Linked DNA regions of Mus musculus: region 2 is linked to region 1. A link is a loop called in an ENCODE intact Hi-C map of the cell type or tissue named here. Cell type or tissue: left cerebral cortex. All regions are shown on one strand.

Region 1 (8,000 bases):
AGAGTGGGTGGAACTCTGGTGGGGCGTGGGTCCTTTCTCTCTTCCCTGGGCCCTCTTTTTAGTTCCCACAATATACAACTCTGATGTGAGGAGATAAAGATCCTTTCTTCTTTTTCCATTTTTCTAGCACGTTAATCTCTGGCTTTTCTGAAGCTTACATTTACAGCTCTCTCTCTCTCTCTCTCTCTCTCTCTCTCTTGTCATAAATTAACTTTATTTCCATTAAACTCAGTAAATACTTCATGAATGCTGAGCATGTATAAGACATTCTGTTAGGCACAAAAATGTCACCTGTAAATCCATAGTGAGTAGTGATATATGTACCTAAATTCTGTTTTACAAAGCCCAAAGTTGGTAAAAATCTATTAGGCCAAGTAACACTGAAGTATTCTTTTAATTTAACTTTTTATTGATTTTTTGTGAATTTTACATCATACACCCCAATCTTACCTTTTTGTACCCACCCTCTTCCTTTGCAGCATGCACCACCTCACCTCATCCCCCACAAGAAAAATCTCAGAGAGGTAGCTATATCACAATCTATCTACAGTATAACTTTTGTGGACTTCTTTACTAGCAAATGTTCATTGCAAAGACTCCTTGTTCTGTTTCAAAGTCTCTGGTTTCTGCTACACTACCAATACTGGACCCTCATGGGGATCTTGTTGTTTTCCTGTATCATGCAGGTCCTGCCACATTGTATCTGTAGGACCTACACCTTCATATACTCCAACCTTTTATAGATCTGATAGATGTTGAGGTGGGCCAACTCAAAGCTCTAGATCTGAGCCTGCTTGGTACCTGGGTTGTTTACTTCACCAGCACATAACACCAGAGACAGTTCTCTAGCACTGCCCAGGATAGCTCATCCAGTGCCGTAGCCAGCACGAGACAAGGCAGCTTCCCCAGATCTCATGCCCTTGGAGCTGGCCCACCTGAACCTGTCATCAGAGGCAGCTCTATTGTGATGCCAAGGCCTGTTCTCTCAAGTGCTGCAGCAGATGAGGGACTGGGCCAGCTCTCCATCACTCAGACCCTCAGGGCTGGCTTAAATGCAAACTCCCTTGCCTGCAACCAGGGCCAGCTCTAGTACTGCAGCTGGTGAGGAAGGCCATCTTTCCTATGAGGCTAACTCTCCAGTGAGGTTCAGGCAAGAGTTGGGGGCAGCTCTGCACAACTCTGACATCAGCATGGCCCCAGGCACCAGTCCAGAACAGCAGCATCTGCCTGGACTTTGGTCAAAGTGTCAGACACAGAGATAATTAATGCCCCCCTTCTCTCATATAGCAAACACACACACACACACACACACACACACACACCATTGTTAAAATATTAAAAATTTAAAATGTTTTAAAAAAAGACAGTATGAATATGTGACATTTCCATCAGGTACAGTAGTAATACATGATCAGTAAAGTTAAACCTAACCACTAATGGACAAGCATGGAGATTTTGACATTGGAGAATAATTAGTAATTTTTTTCCTATGGATGATTTAACTGGCAATGGAATGCCTGTTAATACCAAGTTTATTTTTTCTCTACTGACATAGCTGTGTTGGAGACCCAAGCATGTCCTTTTTAATGCTGAACTCTAGAGGTTCTTCAAAAACTAGGTACATTCATATCAACTGTAACAGTTATCACTGAACAAGAACAATCAACAGCATCAGTTGAGATTTATTTTTTAGGTTAATATTTATTTTCCTCATTAGACAAAAACAAACAAACAAACATATTGTTCCTCTCTATGTCTGTTCTCTACTACCCTTCTACTTGATACTACCCTTGAAAAGAATATGATAACTTCAGTACTCTGATCCTGGAAGAATATAAGAAGTTACCAGGTATAAATGAATTAAACAGGCAGCCTAGAACCAAGTACAGACAGGTTTAGGCTGAGATAGCTGACAAGACTTTAATCACTCATGTATGAAAGAGAAATGTTTACTTGGTTTATGCCACAATGATTTTACGGTGACTGGTTATTGCCTATTATCCTAGAAATAGCAGATTGAGACAATAAGCTAGAATTGGGCAAACATAATAATAAAGCAGTAAATAATCTGTTTGCTGGAACCACAAGGGGTCTGTATTTAGCAATACTACTAGACACACCTGTCTTAGCAAAATTATCTTCTATCTCAGTTTTCTTAGTTGTAAATTAAGAATAATAATGGTGTATTTTTGGTAAAACAAGGTAATATACCTTAAAGCCTGCCCTCACAGTAACATAATACTTTCTCTAATAAGGCCACACCTACTCCAATAAGGCTACACTTCCTAATAATGCTAATCCCTGTGGTCAAGCATTCAAACACATGAGTCTATGGGGTCCAAACCTATTCAAACCACCACGCTTACTTTGACTCTGCCTTTGATCGTTTTATAGTTCATCCAGCACCAATAGTGACAAAGAAAAAAAATTCAACAAGGAAAGGTAAATACAGAGGAAGCTACTGTGCCCAATATTGCAAAAACTGGGGACAACACAGAAGACTCTCTCCTGGTGGCTCAAAAAGTGACCTCAACCATCTATTAAAACAAAACAAAACAAAACAAAACAAACAAAACAAACAAAACAAAACAAAACAAAACAAAAAAACAGGTGTTACAAGAATGTCTATACTGACTACAGCAGACCTGTGGGCAAATGACAGTGTATCTGCACAAATTATAGCACAACACCTATTGAGAATGAAGAACTATGTTTGTATCAACCAGAGATCTCTTGTTGGCCAAGAGGTTGTTATGGAGGCTTTTTTGACCCCTCGGGAAAATACTATAGAGTCAATTACATTATAATTAAAAGATGCATTGATTATCTGCTAGCAGGGCAATAGTCTTAAAGCCCAAGCTCATGCATGTTGTGAGGAGTGGTATGGGGAAAGGCTTTTTAAAGACAAAACCACAAGATCTTCAATATTTATGCAAATAACCAAATACTGGTCTTTTCTGCCAAGCTTACGTGGGCAAGGCCAAACAATCTTTGGGTATCTGCATAAGTAAATTACACAATTAAAAAAGCAGCTAGTCATATCATAATGCCATGGCTGTGCATTTCTGTATGTGGTCACTGAGTCCAGGTTACTGGGAGCTTATCTTCAAGGGACTGGAGTCAGAGACAAATGGCTAATGGGTACCAAGTTGGATGCTTAGCATAAAATGAAGTTTTGTTAACCCTCACAAGGGAAATACTTCAGCTCTTGTTTGAAAATGCCTGCAAAATTAAGTAGAATTCACAGATACCTGTCTTGTGACGTTCTGCATTTTAAGATTGGAACAGGCTGTCTAGAACATGTCTTCAGCTGTGATTTTAGAGGTCCTCTATAGCTACTGCAGTGTCTTCAGGGTAATCCTAATAGTTTCCAGGACATGGACTAAATTGCAGTTCCAGACCCTTAAACAGCTGACTCTTGACAGATGTCTGAGAAAGCCTTTTAAAAAATCTGTTTATAATAGACTGAAAGAAAGCTCAAGAAAGAACTAATCATATTTATACACAACCCATGCTCCAATGCCCCAGGCAGGTGTCTGGTTTTTCTCAGTGTTACTTGATGGAAATCTTAGATAAAGGCAACATTATTCAAATGTAAGAGAACTAAATTTGGAGTTCAAGTTCTGTAAAGTAAACTAGAGTAGGCAGATCACAGCCCCAGGTATTTGCTAAGGTAATATACAAACTTTCTCTCTTCCATAAGTTCAGGGATAGTTTTGCAGCTTGAGGCAGCCCATAGCAAAAACTAGTTAACAGGGGCACAATTTTCTTGTTGGTTTTATTTCAAAAGGATGACTGTAGGTCTCTGGAAATTGACAAGAGAGGTTTTTACAAATATTTACACTTTAAAGGGGGAAAACCTGAATAAACAACTTTACATTTTCCAAAGAAAGGGATTCCAAGAATAGTCGATACCCTTACAGCTAGAAAAAGCTCTCTTTAAAGTTTGTGATCCTCCTGAGGGAACTGAGAGGAAGTGTTTACTGATTAGATGTAGTTATGAAGTTTGACATCAAGGAAATTAAATCGAGTTTCCTATTGCTCCCGTTTCCCCACTTGGAAAGAACTGTAGGCATAACTGTTCATCTTGTTCAGGTTACCCACTCTGGCCCAAGCCTTTTCACTATTAGGAACACTCCTGAAACATGGAAAACCTAGTTGGGACCTCTCAGAGCGTCCCACAGCTACGCGTGCGCAATAGGCTCGAACCTCTGACGTCACTGAGCGCAGCCCGCCCCTACATATTAGCAACCGGAGGCGTCCGTAGCAGCAGTGGCTGCGGGGATGTACGAACTTCCGGTTGTCCCGGCAGGCTGCTGCCGCCGCCGCCGCCGAAGCCACCCGGCGCAGTCTCAGCCACCCGCTCTCCTCCGGAGAGTCGGCTCTGCGGTTCCGGCGCGCCCATGGTCGGCGCTGCGGACCGGGAGGCCGGCCCGGCGGCTGCGGCGTGCTGAGAGGCCGGCGTGGAGACCATGCCGACCCCGCGCGGCTGCTCCGGGCCTTGCCACTTCCTGGCTCCGGCCTTCGTGTTGTTGTTGCTGCCCGCTCTGAGCGGGTCCGGGGCGGTACCGTCGATGGTGGTCAGGGAGGTGCAGGAGTCCAAGTCTCCCAAGCCCGGGCCGCACACGCTGTCGCCGCTTCCTCCGGGCCCCACCGCGGCCCAGCCTCGGGGCCAAGCTCAGTCTGATGCTGCCGGGCTGCCAGGCGCGGAGAGCCGCAATGACAGCATCCCCGGGGCGGGGTCTGAGGCGGACGGCCTCGAAGGGAAGGCCGGAGAAGGTTCCCAGGGTGGCAGCCTGGCCGTGAGTCCCAGTCCTGGCGACAAACCCATGACCCAGCGGGCCCTGACCGTGTTGGTGGTGGTGAGCGCCGCGGTGCTGGTGTACTTCGTGGTCAGGACCGTCAGGTGAGGCACAGCCTCGATGGGCACCCCCTTGCAGCCTAGACCTGGCTGACAGGTGACCTGCTCCGTGAAGCAGGGACAATGTCTGTGACCTGGGCTTGACTTAACCCCTGCCCCCGCCCCAGCGTCAGGAACTGGAATCTAAGACCATCTGGTTGGCTGTCTTAATGGCCTGTGCTGCCTTAGCTGGTGACACAAGCTGTTGCCTTTCCTTTAGAAATCAGTAGCCTAACCTCAGCATCTTGCTCTCTGAGGCTTGCCTCTGCCTTCACAGACCCTGAAGTAGAAGTGCTCTTCCATCCCCAGGAATTTTGATTACAGTGCGGTGAAATACTTCTCTCACTACTCTGCAGTTGGTGTAACTAACACGTTTTGCCTGTTAGAATGCACTCCTATTTCTGAGGCAGGGTACCATAAAAGTAGCGCACAAAGTCCTGATTGGATGTTTCACTTTTGCAAAACTTGCCAATTATGTTTCTTAGATGGTGCCCTTAATCTATCCCAAAGTTAAATTGTCCTCAATTAATTGGGCGCCACATCTCTGGAGAGGTGTCACATAGAGGAAGACCCCCAAGCAGAAGGGGCTAGCTAGCCAAGAGAACAACTGTGGTTTCCCTTTCCCTAAAATGAGAGCAGATGGTATTTTGTGAGATCTGTACTGGTTTGTTTATTTCCTGTTTTCCAAATTACTTCACACTTTCCCATAACTACACACTACCGTTACTTAATGTCCTTAAATCCTCAAAACGAAATGTGGATTTTTAAAAAATAAGTACTTGTAAATGGAAAGCCAACATGGCGTGTCTTAAGTGGTTGATTAAAATGGTACGGTGTTTCTGTGTCGCCCAAACAATCTTATGGAATCTGTTTTTTTTACAAGTCTTCCTTAGCTCCTACTTTACATCTGTTTTCCAAATAACACATTCTCTTACAAGTGTATGAAATACAAAATATTTACTGGTAAGGCTTGAAATTCTACATTGGAACTGATATCAAGAAAATATGTCTTGTCACATTTTAGTGTTGTATATATTCTTAAAAAGAATCAGAAAAGGGTATTAAAGTGCACCCTTTTCCAAGTTGATATGTTTTTGAGGGTGGATTTTCTTTGTATCCATTAACCAAATTTTACAAATGATTTGATGCAGGCACAAATTTGAAAATCTAGGGTCCCCCCCCTTTTTTATTTTTTTGTACTCGGTTTAGGCCAAATGTTAAATAGATTTTGAAGGAAAAAAAGTCACTTTTTACTAGTTTTGGTTTTATGAACAGTTAACTTAAGATTACATTTTTAAAGCAAGTGTTCAATTTGTTCAGAGTTCATTGATGCTAGGTTAGAATCCACAGTTCTAAGCATATAAAGGAATGCAAGGCATTTGAAAGCCCCTCACATAAGCAGTATCACTGAGCTGGAGGCTGTTGATTTAGAAAGTTCAGAAAATCCACACCCACTTTGTCACTGGGGAGTTAGATAATGCTCAGAAGTTATTAAAAGCTCATGACCACCAAAGTGAGACTTCTTGATGATTAGAAATCTTAAAAGAAACTTAAATCATTTTTACTATGCAGTTTTTAATGTAATACTGTACGTAGTGCCTATAAGGACCATATCATTCCTGGTACATAGAAAGCACAGTTATACTGATCGTTTTCTCCATATGCTTCTTGGTTTTGGTATTTTATTTTTATTCCTCCTTATTTGGAATCTTTTATATAAACAGTTGCTGCTGTTGCTTTTCTGTGTTCATTTCCTTACAACTTGAAAGAACTCAGCCTTTTCTGATTCTCTGGGATAATTCCGTATCCTGTTGTATGAGAAGCACCAGATTTAGAACTGTGGCTGATAAAAACTGCACACTCCAGGCAGCATCTCACACGTGGGCGCAGTCCAAGTTCTACATTTAGTTGGCTGTCTAACATCCAAAATGTGATTGGTGCTGACTAAATCTTGGTATATCCAGAACTCGCTCTCTTTACTTCCATATTGTGTTCTTTATCCTCATTATGGTGGTTGCTCATTTTGGCGCCTTTCCCAAAGTATGTGTGACAGAGAACCAGGGCTGCTTACTTGTGCCAAGGGAGTCCATTCCCAGGTCACTTCTGTAACCGATGATGTGGGCTGAAACTGATTATTTTCATTGTAAAATTTTATTATATCAAACTCTATGAGACTTTAAAAATGCTTTGTCTTAATCAAACATGGTATCACAAATATTTGGATAGAAATAACTTATTCTGGTAGTATAGGATTATTCCAAGCAACAGCATTCTTTCTGTAGAGGAACTTGAATACATCACTAGAGTGCTGTAGGAACAAAGTAAACTTCGTACGATGAATACAGCTTCTCTCTGAAAATGGTACTTGTCTGTTCTGTTCTATACTGTATGCCCATTGTTAAACTTTGTAGCTCTGTGCACGGAGTATAGAGCGCATAATGTTGCTTAATGGATGGGCCTTCATTCATGCTTTATGGTGCTGAATAGGTAAGTGGTGAGGATAAACATAAAGGGTGATTGCTACTTGCTGATAGAAAAAGAAATACTCAATTACTATTTAATTTCTTTCTTTGTAGGACTTTCTTCCTATAGTAAACTGTGTAAGGCCAGAAAACAACTATAGACAGTTATTACAATTTCAAGGGTATATGTTGATTATATTAAAAAGTTTCTATTATAAGCTTAGGATTAACTGTTCTCGTCTTAAAGCAAACATTTTTTTTTCCTGCCATGTTGTCCTGTTTATTCATTGTGATGCATCTACTTTGCCTCCTTTGGGAAGTCCCTTGACTTCTCCGGTCACAGCACTGTATGGAATAGAGAGAAAGAATCCTTTGAAGTGGTGGCAGTAGGCATCAAATTTAGCATCGATTCAGCTATTCAGCCAGTCAATATTTATTCAGCTGCCCACACTGGGCAATCACAGTATCATTTTGAAATAAATCAGCATTACTGCCCCCATGGCACTCACAGCCTGGAATAGCACAGGGACATTCATCAAACAGTTCACAGATAATTAAACAGTGCCGTCCCCACCCCCACTCACTCTCTTCCTCATTGATGGCGGATCGTTTACCTTTCCACCTTGGCTTCTTTGGAT
Region 2 (8,000 bases), 1.2 Mb before region 1:
TGTTTGTGTCTGTCTTTTTCATCTGCAGATTCAGTATTCTCTGAGCAGGAGCTGGTAGTGCAATCCATTCCTGGAGCTTAGGCCGGGTAGCAAAAGCTACATGCAACAGCAAAATGTTGTTAGGAGTCATTTTATTACTATGTTCCATGAGCAGAACAACAGTATTTTGTTTTCCTCTAAGCTTACAGCCTATCTAGTTTCAGGTCCTTGACCAAGCAGTGTCAGCATGGGTTCCATCTCATTGCCTTTAAATCCAACCAGAGAGTGGTTGGTTACTCCTACAACCTTTGTGCTACTATTGCATCAGCATAGCTTGCAGGCAGATTGCCATATCATGCAATCTAGCTTCCATGGTTCCAGAAAATCCTATGCAAACTGCCAAGGGAGGGAAGCAATTAAAACATTTTACCAAACTGCAACATCTATGAACAACTAAATTACTAGCATGTCAAGTTATGCATAAAAGTGCAATCAATAAGTGGTGTTCACATCTTGGTGGCTGCCCAATTGGACTTAAGGCCCACTCAACCAGAAAGAAATCATACCTGTTACTGGAAACCTGGCCAGCTTTCTAGGGCTAATGAGGTCTTGGACCTTAGAAAACAATTTACTGCCTCCACTTAATAAGACCAGCATAATTTCTTACTACATTCTTAATTTTATTATGCCCACAGATAAGTGAATGTACTATCCCTAACCAAAGAAGTCTGTCTTTACAGCAAATAGAGGCCATCATAGAAAACTACAATTGGATATCATAAAGGGATCAACAGATTTCGAGAGTACAGTTCCAATGGATAAATCCACTTTACAGTGCCTGCATCTATGGCTCAGAAAATATCATGGAAGGTTGGGAGAAGGGGACATGGAAAGAGTTAGAATACCAGGAACTCTGAGATTTCCTGTAATGGCTGTATATACAAGAACAATGGCAATATCAATGGACATGTTAACATGGAAGGGTCAACACTTCAAGTGGTCCTACGCCTGAACAAAGAACTATACAGGCAACCAATGACTGTTGGGAGAAGGAGAACTAGTTTCTCCTAGCAATGAGCCATCGTTGGATGTCCAGTGCAGAGTGGTCAGCCTTGAAGTCATGAACACACAAAGAACCCAAATGAATTCTTCAGGTTTTATTTATATATATTTGTGCATGTACATATATATATATATATAGAGAGAGAGAGTTATATGTATGTAACAATGATCCAAGAATTAGAAGCTATCAGCTCAAGAGTTGGGGTGCAAGGGGGTTCAAAGCATAGCTGAGAGGGGCTGGAGGGAGGAAAGATGGAGGGTAAGTGATATTTTATTTCAATTAAAACATATTCAGAAAGTATTACTGAGTTTAGTATGCTGTGGGATTTATACTGTTTCCAGAATTTGGCACTTTGTATACAGCATTTGCAGTGCATATCTCATAAGCCAGCGACTTTGTTTTCTTGAAACCGGAGAACAATTTTTTTAGAGTTTAAAAGAAAATCTTCAGGACAGGCGAGCTGTATCTCGGTAGCTGCCTGGCCAAGAATGGAACAAAGAAGCAGAGAAAGCCATATTGTTTGAGTTAAGCCTGCATGGAGGCCGGCCATATGGCGGTAGGCAGCCACATGGCAGGAAGACAAAGCAAGGAAACCCAGAGCTCTTGAAAATGCAAACTTAGGTTCAGGACAGCACCCAAGAGAGAGACAAAGAAAAGAAAAAGGAAATATTGCACCCGAAAGGTAAAGGTAGGCAGAGTCAACAGAAGTTCATCATGGCGTCCAGGGACTGTGAGGTGTGTCTTTATGAGACTATACCGATCAGAGGTGCAGCTCAGCATTTGGCTAATATGTGCAAATCTGTGGGTTTAGTTTATACCATCACCAAATCCCAAATCAAAACTGAAACCAAAGAAAAGCCAGAGAAGTACAATGATTGTTTTTGTGGGAACACTGTTGTTTTTTCTTTTGTATCAAGTGTCAGAGGCATGTATATTAACTACCACTAGCAAAGATAAATTAGGAAGATAATAAAAATGATAAAAGCAGTCATCATAGCTGTGTACATCTCTCTCTAAGCTGGCATACTATTTGAATATGATTCAGTTTCCTTGTGATGTCTTCATACATGTACCGTGATTATATTCTCTTTCCTAGACACTCTTGTTCCTGTCTCAGATCTTGCTCACTTCCAAAGCAATACCCATTGTCCTTTCCTGTCTTGCTGTAAAATCTAGATTCTACATATGAAAGGATTTAGAGATTTTGTCTTTCTGAGTCCCACTTATTTGCTTAGTATGATGATTTCCAGTTCCATCAGTTTCCCGGAAATTTTGTTCTTCTTTGTGGCTGTATAAACACGTGTGTGTGTGTGGTTGGTTATATATATAGTAGCATATACATATATATATGTGTGTGTATATATGTGTATATATATACATATATATATATGTATATATATATGCTACATTTCCTGTATTATTCATCTGTTAATAGATACAAGTGTTTTGTGGTGTGTTGACTTACGAGTCCTTTGAGTACATACCGAAGAATGGTATTGCTGGAACATGTGGTAGTCTTATTTTTAGTAATTTTAGGAACATCCTTACTGATTGCCATACCAGCAGCACTAGTTTATAGTTTTACTAACAGAGCACAAGAATTACCCTTTACTCGTATCTTCATTAGTGGTTATGAATGCGCCATGGTAAAATCTTAACATAGTTCTTACGACATTTTCCTGAAGTTTAAACTTTTAAATACATTTATTGGCCAATGGTAGGTTGCTTTTTGAACTGTCTTCTTAACACATTTGCTCATTTATTGATCACATGGTGTTTTTGATATTTAATCTGAGTTCTTAGCATAGAACTATCTGGGTGCTAATCCTCCTCTGGAGAATAGCTGGTGAATTTTCTTCCACTGTGTAGCTTTCTCTTCCCCACTCTCTCTTTCCCATCTCACTTGTCTTGGAGAAAGCCATGTTGTGGGTACTCCTCCAGAGAGACTTAGTGTGGAGCAGAAACTCCCTGCCACAGCTCCGGGATTGGGCTTGGAAGCAAATCCGCTAGAGCCAGCTGAGCCTCAGGAAACCGCAGTCTCATGTGACATTGCCTGTAGCCTTGTTTGACACCTGAGCTGGAACTAACTGAAATAAACCACCCCTCACTTGCTCAACCATTCAAACTATGAAATAAAGGTTTAAGTTCCTGAACTTGGGTAAGTTAGGTCACAATCAGTAACTGATGGCTGTGCACGCCAGTCATTTTGAAGGTTAGGAAAGTGAACACTAAGTTGGGGCCAGTGCCTTCGAGGCAGAGTTTAATTAGACACAATGAGGGCTGCTAACTGTAGACCAAGCTGGCCTCGAATTCGGAGATCCACCTGCCTCTGTTTCCCCAGTGGTGGGATTAAATCCCTGAGCCACCATGCAGGGTGTCTTTAATTTTATTTTATCATTTCTAGGGGACGCTAAAGCCAGGCTTTCAAATGATGCAGAGTGAATCAAACAGATACTTTGTAGCTATTGTTTTCTCACAATTCTTCTGGTGGTTTGAAGTCTAGCGCAGGATTAGGGTTAGATACGATTTCTAAGGTCTGTCTCAGCGGTAATCATCTTTAAATTTATGTATTGGGGCCAGGGCACAGAGGAGTAACAAAGGAGTTGCGAGATGGGGTAACCAGTGTGATTACATTCCCAAGCTTCAACATGTTAATTGACATGATAGCTGTATCCAAGTTTTACATGCTTGCCAAAGGCATTTAGGCAAAACTTTGTCTCCCAATGCTAGGTGGAAATAAATCACATAGAAATAACCCTAAATTTCAGAAAAGTGAGGAATATATCACTTTGATTATGCTCATAACATTTCATTCCATGTTTTATTAAGCTCCATGTCCCATGTTTTGAGGAGTTACCTGTATCTTCTATGTATCTGAACCTATCCACACATTTCCATATGCAAATATACAGACATGTATATATGTTAAGGAAAAAATCTAGGCATTTTATCTGAACAAACTTAACTTATTTTTTTAAAAGATTAGTAATATTAAAATGCATTTTTTGCCTAATAGAATTTCTTTCATGCAAGTAAAACAATTATTGTGAGATGTAAAGCTCAAATTGTTGAAAATGTGGCAGGATCAATACAGCTCTAAGAAGCCAATTAAAGGATTCTAAGTAAAAAGGATTAGTTCAGATTAAATAGGTAACCTCATTTCTTCCAGCAACATAAAATAATAATAAAAAAAATCATGCACAGCTGCAAGATTGCCAGCAGAGGTCCTCAGCTCCATAGCCTATAGGGTAAAAAGAAATCTCTGCCAAATGTGTAACAAACTGATTTCTGGCACCCAATTTCCTTACCCCAGACTTCGAATCAAAGCATGCAGTTTTAAATTATTAATGGGAAATGGTTGAAATTAAAAGTGCAATTAGTATAGAGGACAGCGTATGATGTCCTAAAAAACACACAGGTGCAAAAAACAGAGGGAACAACCGTGCAAGGTACAGGCTTAAATTGGTATATATGTATATGTATACATATACGTATGTGTGTGTGTGTGTTTTTCCCCAGAAAAGTTTGCAGGTGAAGGTGAATGCTGATGAAAAGAAAATAGAGCCACATGTACATATACTGTAGGTTTTGGGGTTCTCAGTTTTTTTTTTGCGGGGGGGGGGGGAGGTGTCTCAGTTTGAATAGTTGCTCTGCTGGGAGAAAAATAAAACAAAACAAAGCCCCCAAAGAGATTCATATAGAATTTTCTTTAAACAAATCCTGAAAACTTGAAAAGTGTATTTCTGTAATAAAATGAAGAGGGAAAAACATCATAAATATAATATAACAAACTAGAAGCTATGAACTGGTGACATATTGCCTTTGGATTCACTATCCTCATTCGTAGTTACATATACATACACATGTGTACATTATATATATTTATTTTTATACTTATCATAGTAGTCTTCCCTCCTTCCTTCTCTCTCGTTTCCTTCCTTTTGACTTTTCAAGATAGTGTCTCACTACACAGCCCAGGTTGGCTGCCAAGTCTCTGTCGTTCTTCCTCTGCGTCCTGAGTGCTGGTGGTTACAGGTGAAATGACCGCAACCAGGCTATCATTGTACATTTTCTTAAAAGGAAATTTTAAGGAGACGAGCACCAGAGAAACCTGGGCATTACTTGTTTCCTGGTATTGCATTAGGGCTATTTGACACCACGTGCAAAGAGTTCTAAAGCTCAACTTGGCCAGAAAAATAAATTCAAGTTCTAAGACAATGGCGGAGTCTCTCGGGATTCCACTTTCCTGATCTGCATAACCCCCAGGATGTGGCTGCTCCTCAAGGGAGCTGCCAAGGAGAGTGGAGGGGTGTAAACAAATGACTACATATGGACACACATGCTGGTTAGGATTACCTCTGAGCCAAGAAGCAATGTGTAAGAAGGTGGATTTTCAAGAGTGAATATGTGCAGTCTTGGGGTAAATGAAACAGGATGGCCTTTCTGGATTAGTGTCCTCTTGTCTGTGTTAACTCTTGAGATTGCTTAATTGTATTTTCCTTTCTTTCCCCAACACTTTCTGGTCTTTATCTTTTCTGCCCGTGTTAATAATTGGAAATATTTTTTAGAGCTTCAAAAATATTTATTGTTTATTTATTTGTATGTGTGTTTGCGTGCATGAGTTTATGTGCACCATATGTTGTCAGGAGCCTCAGGAGGGCAGAAGAGGACAGAGGATCCCCTGGAACTAGAATTACAGATGGTAGACAGCATCCTGCTTTGTTCCAAATAATGCTCTTTGTTCCATAATGCTCTTCTGTAAGAGCATTATGCTATAGCCAGTGCTTCTATGAATACTTTAGGAATAACCATCCCTAACCTCTTTTTAGTGTGTTGCCCAAGTTAACATACTTAGGGTAAAAATATTAAATAACATTGCAAGGAATTAGATAGAGCCATAAACACATGTACAAAAGTTAGACCTTAGAGTATTGGGTGAATCAGAGCTTCTATTGCTGTGATAAAATATGACCAAGGAGCTGGAGAAATGGCTCAGAGGTTAAGAGCACTGACTGCTCTTCCTAGAGGTCCTGAGTTCAAATCCCAGCAACCACATGGTGGCTCACAATCATCTGTAATAGGATCTGATGCCCTTTTCTGGTGTGTCTGAAGACAGCAACAGTGTATTCATATACATATAAATAAGTAAATCCTAAAAAACCCAACAACCAACCAACCAACCAAACAAACAAAGGAACATTGGAAAGAAAACTTACAGGTTTTTAAAAAAATATTTTTTGCACTCTTTGACTGAGGGAACTCATGGTAGGAAGTCAATCAGGGTAAAAACCTGTAGACAGGGACTGATGTAGAGGCCAGGAAGGATGACGCCCCAAACTTGTTCAACCTGATTTCTTTTTTTTTTTTTTTCCATTTTTTATTAGGTATTTAACTCATTTACATTTCCAATGCTATACCAAAAGTCCCCCATATCCACCCACCCCCACTCCCCTGCCCACCCACTCCCCCTTTTTGGCCCTGGAATTCCCCTGTACTGGGGCATATAAAGTTTGCAAGTCCAATGGGCCTCTCTTTCCAGTGATGGCCGACTAGGCCATCTTTTGATATATATGCAGCTAGAGTCAAGAGCTCCGGGGTACTGGTTAGCTCATAATGTTGTTCCACCTATAGGGTTGCAGATCCCTTTAGCTCCTTGGCTACTTTCTCTAGCTCCTCCATTGGGAGCCCTATGATCCATCCATTAGCTGACTGTGAGCATCCACTTCTGTGTTTGCTGGGCCCCGGCATAGTCTCACAAGAGACAGCTACATCTGCGTCCTTTCAATAAAATCTTGCTAGTGTATGCAATGGTGTCAGCGTTTGGATGCTGATTATGGGGTGGATCCCTGGCTATGGCAGTCTCTACATGGTCCATCCTTTCATCTCAGCTCCAAACTCCGTCTCTGTAACTCCTTCCATGGGTGTTTTGTTCCCAAATCTAAGGAGGGGCATAGTGTCCACACTTCAGTCTTCATTCTCCTTGAGTTTCATGTGTTTAGCAAATTATATCTTATATCTTGGGTATCCTAGGTTTGGGGCTAATATCCACTTATCAGTGAATACATATTGTGTGAGTTTCTTTGTGAATGTGTTACCTCACTCAGGATGATGCCCTCCAGGTCCATCCATTTGGCTAGGAATTTCATAAATTCATTCTTTTTAATAGCTGAGTAGTACTCCATTGTGTAGATGTACCACATTTTCTGTATCCATTCCTCTGTTGAGGGGCATCTAGGTTCTTTCCAGCTTCTGGCTATTATAAATAAGGCTGCTATGAACATAGTGGAGCATGTGTCCTTCTTACCTGTTGGGGCATCTTCTGGATATATGCCCAGGAGAGGTATTGCTGGATCCTCCGGTAGTACTATGTCCAGTTTTCTGAGGAACCGCCAGACTGATTTCCAGAGTGGTTGTACAAGCCTGCACTCCCACCAACAATGGAGGAGTGTTCCTCTTTCTCCACATCCTCGCCAGCATCTGCTGTCACCTGAATTTTTGATCTTAGCCATTCTGACTGGTGTGAGGTGGAATCTCAGGGTTGTTTTGATTTGCATTTCCCTGATGATTAAGGATGTTGAACATTTTTTCAAGTGCTTCTCTGCCATTCGTCAACCTGATTTCTTATTCCATCCAGGTCCACTGGCCCAGGAGTAGCACCTCTCACAATTGCCTGGGCCCTTCCATATCAAACACTAATTATGAAAATGCCTTATAGCTGGATCTTATGGAGGTATTTTCTCAGTTGAGCTTCCCTCTTCTCAGATGCCTCCTGTCAAAGTAACTTTTTATTAGACAGATGTAATTGTCATGTAGGAGGCTTACTGCTGAATAAGCTCACCCTTTTTAGTTCTTTCTGAATTATGGCTGACTGGTTCAACTCAGCTGTTCTGGCTCAAACTCTTCTCCAAGATGACTGATTCAAGTTGGTTTCTCTTGGCTTCTGACTGAATTGCTCTGC

The links. Hi-C counts contacts between places; a loop is a spot of excess contacts. Peaks named below come from ENCODE experiments on the same cell type or tissue, not always from the same donor. Only the 100,000 strongest peaks of a DNase experiment are listed, where the experiment ranks them.
Region 2: it touches region 1 in a loop (4-fold over the local background); 3 of 42 quality-filtered maps call a loop at or near these places.

The regions. Positions count from the first base shown.
Region 1 is chr1:95,309,345-95,317,344 of GRCm38, forward strand. Fam174a (family with sequence similarity 174, member A) reads left to right here and starts at 4,284. Exons shown (of 3, transcript NM_026321.4): 1 at 4,284-4,906. The coding sequence starts at 4,473. In left cerebral cortex, no CTCF peak of the experiment used is centred here; DNase peaks (open chromatin) are centred at 4,246, 4,934, 5,214 and 6,811; H3K4me3 peaks cover 2,667 bases; H3K27ac peaks cover 2,002 bases.
Region 2 is chr1:94,135,362-94,143,361 of GRCm38, forward strand. No RefSeq gene overlaps it. Among named protein-coding and RNA genes, the nearest start is that of Pdcd1, 87 kb to the left of the region's middle. In left cerebral cortex, a CTCF peak has its summit at 4,279 (motif pointing right); DNase peaks (open chromatin) are centred at 1,572 and 4,334.